Regions from separate parts of the Mus musculus genome. Here region 2 is linked to region 1. A link is a contact called in ENCODE POLR2A ChIA-PET data. All regions are on one chromosome and are shown on one strand. Each heading gives the region's core, a stretch centred on a gene start or an enhancer-like site at or near the end of the contact. The rest is flanking DNA. Distances are from core to core; before and after follow the strand shown. Region 1 holds the start of Ddrgk1 (DDRGK domain containing 1). Region 2 holds the start of Slc4a11 (solute carrier family 4, sodium bicarbonate transporter-like, member 11).

Region 1 (5,396 bases), core at 1,565-4,064:
TCCTCTGCCTAGAGAGAGATTTCTATAGCACATTTCCTCTTCCTCTAGCTAGTTTTCTCACCCCCCACAGAGGCCAAAGAAAGCCACTGCCTGGGCCAGGACAAGGGCTAAGACTGCAGGCCACAAAGCCAGGGAGACAGCAAACACCAGCAGAGCGTAAAAGGAACCCCAAGGGCAGTCTGTCATGGGAACTAGAGATTGGTTCTTTTCCTACCCCTTGGAGCTATTCCCCAACCTCTTGCTTGCCTCTCGCTGAGCCTTTCGAGCCTGTTTTTCCTCTAGCTTCCGTAGTTTCTTGGCTCCAATTTTCCCTGTTGGGTGAACTTCTGCTGGCTTCTCAATGCCTTCTTCCTCCTGGGCTGAGTATGATCAGACAAAGACAATCTGAGTCCTAGACAGAGAAGACTCACCCCCGCCCCTTGTGACTTTCTTTAAGGGATAGGGTAGGGGTGGTTTCTACCTACCTCTGCTTTCCAGAAGCATCTACCATATATGTGCATACACATACCAGTGTAAGAACAAACACATTATGTACTTGGGGGGTGGTGGTGGTGGTGGAAGGCCACACACAGGGACAAAGGAGACTTAGATACTGCACAGCTGTAAGATGTCAATACCTGAATGTTTGAGACTCATATGTACCTGCAGAAGTCCCTAATTTCTGTCTCTGTGCCAAACCTCCAAGGAAGTTTATTCCTGCATAAATCCAACGTCCTGTATGTTCTAGTCAGGAACTGATGAGTGTCTCAGACTCCTTCAACCTTACCTACAACCTCCCAAAGGAGCTTTATCTTTAAAATAAAGGATGCTTTATCGTAACAGAGCCAGACAGAAAAAAATAACCCTAACCTCAGGACTACTCCAGGGCCAGCTGAAAATAACTGATACGCTGATGCCTGGGCCTCAGAGTATAGGACCCAAATCTGAGACAGGACGGACGGTGAAGAGAGGGTCTCTTTGTTGCGGCTGGGTGCTGCTTTTGAAACGGCTATATAAGCATGGCTGGCCTGAAACTTCCCATGCTCCTGCCTCTGTTTTCTGAGTGCAGGAGTTATAAGCATGCACACATACCCACTGAAGGTCTCTTTTTAAGACAAAGGGGCTAATAATCCCAAGGAGTCAAAGCCAAAGCCCAATTTCCCCTAAATTCTCTTCTTCCTACCAAGCCAGACTTCAAGTACTAGAGAAGACACATTCTTTCCCACAACCATGCGGATTTTGTAAGACTCCAAGTGTCTGCTGTGTGGATGTAAATATCAGCTGAAATGTCTCTATTTCTAAGCACTTATTCTAGGGTTACAGCTAATTGCACTGAACCAAGATGAAGGAAGTGACGCCCAATAGAACAGGGATTGAGTTAAGAAATGCTGACTTCAAGGACCAAAGCCCAGGCCCAAGACTCCAGTCCTACCACTAAATGTCCTTCCTCCACTGGCTTCATGCTCCTTGTGTGTCTCTAGCTTGGGAGACTTCCGAACGCCTTTAATCCAGCCCTCCCCCAGGCTGGGCCCTCTTACCTGGAATAACAGTTTGACCCACATTCTCATCCCCGTCTTCCCAGGCCACTCGCTGGGCTCGACGCTGGGCCTGTAGACGGCTGCCCAAGTCCCTCCGACGCCGGGGTCTGCTTCCAGTTCTCTGTTCTTCAGACTCCTGGGGCAAAGAGCGGCCTACCTGGCCTGCTCCTGCCCTCTCTTCCTCATTGTGCAGTGGTTCTCCGTCAGCTTTTGGGAGGGAGGAATCATAACACTGTCAAGCAGCCCATCTTCAAGAGAGTGAAGCACAGGATCTTGGGAGTCTCATCCCCCTGCTGAACCACCTCAGACTATTGCTGCCCACAGCACCAAGTCCCAACTTAGGTTTGTCAAGGCCTTTTTTGTACGCACACTTTGGCCTGATGCTCACTTCTCATTTCCTACCTCCTTTGATATCTTCATCTTGAACAGGCGACCTGTGAGGATACTCTCACCCTGAGGTTTACAGATCTCGCTCCATGCCCGCTGCAAGATTACATTTACTTCTTGCTATGTTATGATTTTATAGGGTACGCCAACCAGAGACTACATGTCACAGTCGAGGCTGAATCGTCCCTCCCTGGAAGACTTGTTGGCAATCAGCTTTACCTCAGCTTCTGTCTCTTCTGCCCGTGGGACACAGAGGTGCTCTGAGGTGGCTTATGGGGTCAGGCATCAGAGAGATATATAGAAACTCCTACACTTACGTGAAATGTTAGTAAGGGGGACTGTCAGGTTGTCAGTGCCAGGCCACTTCTAACCCTGGTGGAGGCGAGGCAAAGCAGCATGGGTGCCCTCTTTGGCGGGAGATGCATTCAGTTTCCTAAGGCTGCTTAGCCCTCCTACTCCTAGTAAGCGGAACACACTGGGCAGGATTAGAAAACCGGCAGCCTCTCCTATTGGTGCAGAGTAGAAAGGCAGGCTTGGTTCCTAGGTTGCATCCCCAGCTCTGGGCTCCGCGCTAATTCCGAGTGTGTCCTAAGGCGCGTGCGCAAAGCTCGGGCCAGCGCACAAGCTCCTCGTAAGCACAGGAAAGCTCGTCAGTGCATGCGCACGAGTCGAGGGCCTACCAAAGCCCAGGAACTCTGAAAAACGGATTCCTCCAGCCCTGGGACGGCGGCACCTCCTACCTGCTGCCGCCCGACCCCGGCTGCGAGTCAGGAAGAGGATCAGGCCGATGAGCAAAACTGCCGCCACCAGATACACCCAGGGCCCCACCATGACGACAGACAGCCGGGCAGCGCAGCCAGCGCGCCTGCGGGATCCGGATCGCCAGGCCCCGCCCACTACCGTCCGCCCTGCCCAGCCGCTCGCTGAGCTCCGCCCCCACCCTGGGCTTGACCTGGGCCTCAGTTAACTGAAGAGTCCCTGATGCCACATTTGCTTGCCATCCCAGTGCTCGGGAAGTGGAGACTCGGAGACCAACATTTCAAGGTCGTCTCTGGCTATATGGCAACATGGAGGTCGTCTGCATTTAATGACGCTGACTGCTCTTCCAGTGGGCCAGGGTTCAGTTCGCAGCACCCACATAGTGGCTTACAACCTTCTATTACTTCAATTCCAGGGGACCCAAAACCCTCTTCAGACCCTCTCGAGTGTCAGGCACGCAGGTTATACACAGATATGCATACCTGCGAAACACTCATACACGTCAAATAAGTGTTTAAGAAAAAAAGAAAGAAAAAGGAAGAAAATAGTGGGGCGAGTAAGTAGGGGACTAAGCTGGGGTTGTAGATTAGTAGTAGAGCACTCATGGCCAAGGCCCTTAGTTTAATTTGGAGCACTGAAAAATGCAACGTGTGTACGAATATCTTATTAATACTGCAAGTTAGGCATCCATTGTATTACTTTCTGTAAATGTGGAATGTTTTGTAATTTGTTTCTCAATGTTGATAAACCTAAGGCCTTCCAGGCGTCAGGCAAGCGCTGTTACGGTAAGCTTTATCTCTAGCACCTACGTTCTTTCCGTATATTTGGAGATTTAGATCCATGTTCGGCTGAAGGTTGAGGCTTTGCTGGAATTTTATCGCAGCTGCCCCCCACCTTTAGTTGTTTGGTTTTGTTCTGAGACAGGGTATCTGGTAGCCTAGGCTGGCCTTGGACTTGGTGTATAGTAGATGGTGACTTTAAACTGATCCTTTGCTTCTGCCTCATAAGTGCCTGGATTATATGGGAGTACAGGTGTGCACCCTGATGTCCAGACGCTCCTCCATCTTTTGAGGATGGGTTGTTTTGTTTTAGTTCTTTGAGCTCTCATTATATGGCCCTGCCTGGCCTAGAACTCAATATGTACACAAGGCTGGCCACAAACTTAGAGGGATCTGCTTGCCTCTTCCTTGGTTATAATTAAAGGCATGTGGCACCACAGACCTGCCTGGCTCCTGAATTATTATTATTTTTTTTCCGAGACAGGGTTTCTCTGTGTAGCCCTGGCTGTCCTGGAACTCACTCTGTAGACCAGGCTGACCTCGAACTCAGAAATCCACCTGCCTCTGCCTCCCAAGTGCTGGGATTAAAGGCGTGTGCCACCACACCTGGCTGGCTTCTTAACAAATGTTATTTTATATGTGATATATATATATATATATATATGTATATTAATTACCTGGCCTATATATGTAATATATATGCTTATATGTGATTATATATATATATAAAATCTAGTACCTGTTCTCTCTCTCTCTCTCTCTCTCTATATATATATATATACATATATATATATATATATATATATATATATATATATTTGTGTGTGTTTGTGACTTCTTGGATGTTAAATGCCTCAGCTTCTCTCTCTCTCTCTCTCTCTCTCTCTCTAACCTTTGCTTTAAAAACCTCTACTTCTCCACTTTTCTGAGGATTCCCTTTAACTTCATGAAAGAGAGAGACAAGTGACATGCAGGAAGGGCCATGTTACTCAGCCCAGCCTTTCCCAGCCAACTCTAATGAACCACAGGTCCTCAAAAAATAACACCATCGAGGGGCAGTGAAGAGGACACTATGATCTGTCTCCAAAGACACTGTATACAGCAAAGCTTCTGAATTGTGTAACACGCAATATTAAGGTCACGAGCAAAGATTTGAGGAGAACATAGCTTTGGCTACTCTGTGAGGACAGCTCTAGAGTTTAAGAAAAACTCATTAGTGGGCTGGGTATGTGGCTCAGTGGTACAGTGCTTGCCTAAGTCCCATAAGCCCCTTAAGTAAGTTGCATCTATATAACAATACCCAAGGCTGTACAAGGTTAATAACATTAAGCTAAACAGCCAGGCTTGATTAGGATTCTATTGTTTGTGTGTGTGATTCTGGGGGCCAAACCCAGGACCTTGGTCATGCTATGCAAATGTTCTACCATCAAGCTACATCCCTGACACCATATATAGCCCAGGCTAGCCTTTAATTCATGATCTTCCTGCTTTAATCTCAGTGCTGGGATTATAAATGGCCACACTTCCAGCTAGCACCCTGTACTTTTGTTTTGTTTTTTGTTTTTCGAGACAGGGTTTCTCTGTATAGCCCTGGCTGTCCTGGAACTCACTTTGTAGACCAGGCTGACCTCGAACTCAGAAATCCACCTGCCTCTGCCTCCCGAGTGCTGGGATTAAAGGCGTGCGCCACCATGCTCGGCTTTTTTTTTTTTTTAAGATGTTTTTTATATGTATGAGTGTTTAGCTGCTCGTATGTGCGCTGCATTATATATGCCTAGTGCCTTCAGAAACCAGAAGAGGGCAATGCATTCCCAGGAACTGGAGTTACAGACAACTGAAAACCACCATGTGGTGCTGGGAACACAACTAACTCTGGAAGAGCAGTCATGTACTTAACCGCTTGGCCATCTCTCCAGCTTGAGCTTACAACTTTCAGAGAACCTAGGCTCAGTTC
Region 2 (5,396 bases), core at 1,593-4,092, 33 kb after region 1:
TGAGGTGACCTGGTGATCACCCCACCCGCAGCCCTGGAGAATCATTGAGCCAAAAGAATTCCCCCCTGCCTCTTGTGGAGGCCATGGCAGCCACCCTCCTTAACGTGGGCCTACCTTATTTAAAATGACTTGGGCTGGGAGGGGAGCCAGGTAGCATTGGCTTGTTGAGTAGGCAAGAGGTTCAGATGCTCAACGTTATCCTTAGCTACCTAGTGATCGAGAAGCTAGCCTAGGCTACGTGAGATCCTGCCCAAATTATTTTTTTGTTTGTTTGTTTGTTTGTTTGTTTGTTTGTTTTTTTGGTTTTTTGAGACAGGGTTTCTCTGTATAGCCCTGGCTGTCCTGGAACTTACTCTGTAGACCAGGCTGTCCTCAAACTCAGAAATCCACTTGCCTCTGCCTCCCAAGTGCTGGGATTAAAGGCGTGTGCCACCACCCCCGACACCCTGCTGAAATTATTAAGTAAATCCACATGGCTCCTCCAGCAGCCAGGCTCAGTCTCGCTTCTGCTACTGCTCCTAGCCTGATGCATCATTCTCTTCCTTTTCTTAGCCTTGACTCTCAGACCTCTTAGGTCTCCTGCCATGCCATTCCAAGTAGCACAGACATAAATCTAACCTGCCAGCTTCCAGCCTGACTCAAAGAGCACTCCCACCCAGGAGATCTGGGTAAAAACACATCACCGTGATGCCTAAATGCATGCTACTAAACAACATGGGAAGGCTAGGGATGCAGCTCGATGTGTAGAATATGTGCCTAACCTGCATGAAACCCAGAGTTCACGCCCCAGTACCCTGTAAACCTGGTTTGGTGGTACAAGCTTGTAATCTTAATATTTGGATATAATTGGAAATTCAAGTTCTTATTTGGCTACATGGGGAGTTTTAGGCCAGCCCAGGCTACATGAGGATTTCTTTTTTCTTTTTCTCAAACAAAATCAAATGAGACAAAACAAAGAAACAAAGGGTAGACAGATAAGCAGCATAGAGCCAAATGCAGAGAAGGAGCTAGCCAGTTGAAGCAGGGACAATTGCAGCCTCTCTCTCCAGGACCACATGAGGCCCAACAGGACAAGGCATAGTATAGCATGTGGCCTAAGCTGGCCAGATATGAAGGGCCCGGGAATACTGAGCCACAGGAGAAAACTGTAAGCGGCACTGGTAGCCTAATCTGCCCTCCCAAGACCTCCGCACCCCTGGTTGCTTGCCTTTGGCCAGTCTCATCAGCTGCCTACTCAGCAAGCCACACGGCCTTCGGACAGGTGGGAGCTAACCACCCCAGCAATGGGCTATGGACAAGTGGCTCTGCCTGGGGTTCATTGATGGGTACACAGGCTGAGTTCCCCAGATTTTCTAGATACACACCTGAGAAGTATTCACCGGAGTCCTGACAGTGTTCATTCTGTGACATGGCCCAAGGACAGTTTTCTACAAAAGAAGCCAAAGAATAGTCACCAATCCTGTGGACCAGCCCTGGACAGCCTTAGTTCACCCCATGCCTGATGATTCCTCATCCTTCCTAGGAACACATGCAAGCCCACTTGCATGAGAGAGGTGGGGGTCAAAGTACTATGTAGGGGAGCCTGCAGTGTCTGGGATGACCATCCTTACTGTAAGGTATTAAATCCCTTAGTCTGCCTAGTATGGACTTCCTATGCGTGCCAGGGAAGTGAAGAGTACTTCCTCAGGTCATGTCATCACTAAATTATCATCAGTACTCGGCTCATTAATCCAAGCGTCTCTGACTGAGCCCCATCCAGTTCTGGAGGAAGACAACTGGAAATCGCCTCCTCCCTGGATCCAGCCCAGCCTCGCCCAGCACTTTGAGGTGGGGGTGAGCCTCTCCTCAGATCTGCCCTGGTTGCCAAGGGCCACACATGCCCATCTCAGACGCAGTTCTTCCCATCTCTTCAATGGCCTAGGGGTCACCCAGGGGACCGACCCAGCAACTGCCTCTATCCCAGGGTTGTACCGTGTCCTGCGATGCCGGAAAGAAGGGGTAGAGTGGGTGTGCAGTACACAGAGATTGGAGGTACTATCCGAGATGTTTGTGCAAAGAAGGACGCACGGGAGGATGGGCCTGTACGAGAAAAAGATGTAGTCCATGTTTGCAGCCACTGAGAGTGAGTAGATGGGCAGGATTTGGAGGCACTTGGGGCGGTAGCTAAGGGGAACAGACCACACCCACGTGCAGGTGAGTGGCCGGATACACCCAGCTCTGATGAATCGTAACTCTAGGCGGCGGAACGCAATCCGGTGCTGAGGACACCAAAGCGCCACCCTGCCCATTTCGGAGCTCCCAACCCTCCCCTCCGCCGGCTACGTTACATCTTTCCTTCAGTTGCTGAGGGTGTGTGTGTCAAGACCGCGAACGCAGAACAAACACGGACAGGATGCCCACGGTGTCCCAGGCCGCCCCTTGCCCCGCGCGCGCGCACTGACATTCGGAACTCTTTTGGTCGAACCCCTCCGGAGGCGCAAAGCCGGCACAGCCTCTCGCCCACCCAGGCCTGAGAGGCCGGCGCTGGCATACACGCCTGGCGTGGCCATGGCCCGGGCTTCTCAATCAGGACTCCGTGGTTCTGGGCCGGCTCGCAGCTGGAGCCGGCGACACTCCTGCGAGCCGCGCCGCGCTCCTAACCGTGCGGCGTGAGGCTGCTTCCAGCCAAAGTCGCGCCCTCACCCGCGAGGTCTGTTCTGGATCCTCGGCGGCTCGCGTGCGCAGGCCTGAGAGTCGTGGGGTGCCGGCCTGGGAGGGACTACGAAGTTTCAGAGCAGTGCAGGGACACTCACTGGAGCCCGGAGGGAAGGGGCGCGCCTGTTTTAAAAGCTTGGAGGAACTCCGCCCCCACCTTAGCTGTACGCCACTGACTGCCACACCCTCGGGCTGCCGAATCGCCCCCAACCCTCCCTTGCCGCGCCCCTTTGCCCTCGCCACGCCCCCGACCGCCAGGGCGGTCCCCAACCCCCGCCTACGCCGCTTTCTGCACTTGCCCGTGGGCTAGCGCCCTAAGCCGCCCACGCTCCCGCGTGTTCACCCGCTGGCGCCCGCTCTCGGTTCCGCATCCCTCTCCCAGGTTAGGAAGTGGCCGGGTCTCTGGAGAGCGGCTTGCGGTGAGTTCTGATAAGTGCGTTGAGCACCTCTTTCCTTAACCCCAACCCAACCTTCGGTGGCTTCCCAGTGATTCTACAGACCTTGAGCTTCCTATTGTCCCTGGGGCACACACTTAAGTAAAGTACTATTCTCCAGCCACTCCTTCCCACTCCGTGATAGCTTCCACACAGTTCCTTTCACTGTTGCTCAAGCGTGTTAGGGGGTGGGTGAGTTGGAAAGGCATTTGGAGTGTTGCGGGAATTTGCATATAAATAGGCATGGTGAGCCAAGTTGGCATTCGGATTGAAGGTACGGAGGGTCCTGAAGTCTCCCCTACACACACACACACACACACACACACACACACACACACAGACGCGCGCGCTCGTTATTCCAGGATCCCTCCCATCTCTAAGAACCGTGATGACTCAGGGATAGCCGCACGCTGCCTTTGTTGGGGTAAGCAGGCCCTGGGAGGAGGCTACATGCCATGTTGTTCACTTAGCTCTTAGGAACTCCTCTCAGTATCTTCTCCTTAGAATCCTAGCCCTAAACCCGGCAGTTGTGGCGCACGCCTTTAATCCCAACACTTGGGAGGCAGAGGCAGATGGATTTTTTGAGTTTGAGGCCAGCCTGGTCTACAAAGTGAGTTCCAGGACAGCCAGGGCTACACAGAGAAACCCTGTCTCGAACACTCCCCTTCCCCCCAAAAAAAAGACTCCTAGCTCTATCCAGGCTGGTGGTGTTGCAGGGTGGGGGTTCAGGAAAGCTGAAGAGCCTGGCAGAATGGCTGACTCAGGGTCGGGATCCCTCTTCCACCCCAGTCTCTCATGTTATGTCTTTTGCATAGCTTCCTAGCAGCACCCCAATACTTGGTTGGTCCAAACCCTTCCAGTTCCAGAAAATCTCTGGAGACTTAAGGAACAATTTCCCCAACCTCTCCTTATTAGGAGGAGAAAGGAGCCAGGAGTACCCACTCCCACCCCCACCCCAGTCTGTAGACTCCTGCACCACTGTCTCAGAGGACCGAAGTGTGACCTTTCCCCCTTCAGCCCTTTTGGCAGTGTTTAAGGAATGGTTTCCTTCGTTTTCCCACCCGCCCTGTGCTGTGCAGGCCAGAGGCTGAAAGGGCAAACCGACACTGAAGCCCTTCTCCTGCCTTTGCTACATTGGGTGATGACATGAGCAGGCAGGCTAGGGACCCCACCTATGCACATACCTCCCCTCCCCTTCCAGGTAGTGTCTAATGACTTTCCATGTACCTTTAAGCTCTGCCTACCCCTTGCCATGTCTTTCTTTTAGAATCTGGGGTGAGAAGCAACCGTTTAGTATCTCATTAAAAAAATGAAATAAAACAAGGCAGATGTGGCAGCACATGCTTTTAATCCCAGCACTCTGGGGGCAGAAGCAGGCAGATCTCTCCAAGTTTGAGGCCAGCCAGATCTACAGAGCAAGTTCTAGGCCAGCCAGAGCTACTTTGTGAGACCTTTTCTCAAAAGCAAAACTAACCAACCAAACACACACACACACACACACACACACACAATTCTTGTAAACCGGGAGTGGTGACACATGCCTTTAATCCCAGAAGGCAGGGGGATTTCTGAGTTCGAGGCCAGCCTGGTCTACAAAGTGAATTCAAGGACAGCCAAGGCTACACAGAGATACCCTGTCTCGAAAAACCAAAAAAAAAAAAAAAAAAAAAAAAAAAACCCAAAAAAACCAAAACCACAACAAAATAGAAGAGTAGAGAGACTGCTCAGTGGTCAAGAGCACTTTCTGCTCATGTGGGGTTTAGTTCTCAGCACCCACATGACGGCTCAGAACCACTTGAACTATACTTCTGGCCGCTACAAGCACATATGGTGTGATAAGTAGACAAAACACTCATACACATAATATAAAAATAAATTGATCTAAAAAAAACCACCCAAACCTTTAAGAACTTTTAAAATGGTGTGTGTAGAAGGGAAGGGGCTGACAAGATGGCTCAGCAGGGAGAGGCTGTCACTCCTATCATCCTGAGTTCTATACCAGAGACCCACACTGTGGAAGGAGGGAAGCACACTCTCACAGGCTGTCCTCTACCCATGGGACATGTGTCTCCTCCCAAAATAGAGTCTTAATAATAATGTTTTTTAAAGGGGGTGGTCTTCAAGATGGCTCAGTGGGTAAGGGCGCTTACCGTGCAAACCTAGGGGACCTGTGGTCAAGTCCTGGAACCCACATAAAGGGGAAGGGGAAGATAAACTCCATAGAGGTGTGCCAGGAGACCGGCACCCAGCTCCTTCACACCAGAAAGT

The links. ChIA-PET counts read pairs that join two places held with the same protein, here RNA polymerase II (POLR2A).
Region 2: POLR2A ChIA-PET joins it to region 1 with 62 read pairs in Patski. The contact joins the promoter of Slc4a11 here to the promoter of Ddrgk1 in region 1. POLR2A ChIA-PET finds 5 or more read pairs at or near these places in 4 of 5 experiments (Patski and embryonic stem cell).

The regions. Positions count from the first base shown.
Region 1 is chr2:130,661,831-130,667,226 of GRCm38, forward strand. It overlaps Ddrgk1 (DDRGK domain containing 1), which reads right to left and starts at 2,815. Exons shown (of 9, transcript NM_029832.2): 1 at 2,645-2,815; 2 at 1,518-1,724; 3 at 247-359; 4 at 1-8. The coding sequence starts at 2,735. It also overlaps a transcript of Itpa not described here.
Region 2 is chr2:130,694,677-130,700,072 of GRCm38, forward strand. Slc4a11 (solute carrier family 4, sodium bicarbonate transporter-like, member 11) reads right to left here and starts at 2,843. Exons shown (of 21, transcript NM_001081162.1): 1 at 2,683-2,843; 2 at 1,972-2,079; 3 at 1,365-1,427. The coding sequence starts at 1,410.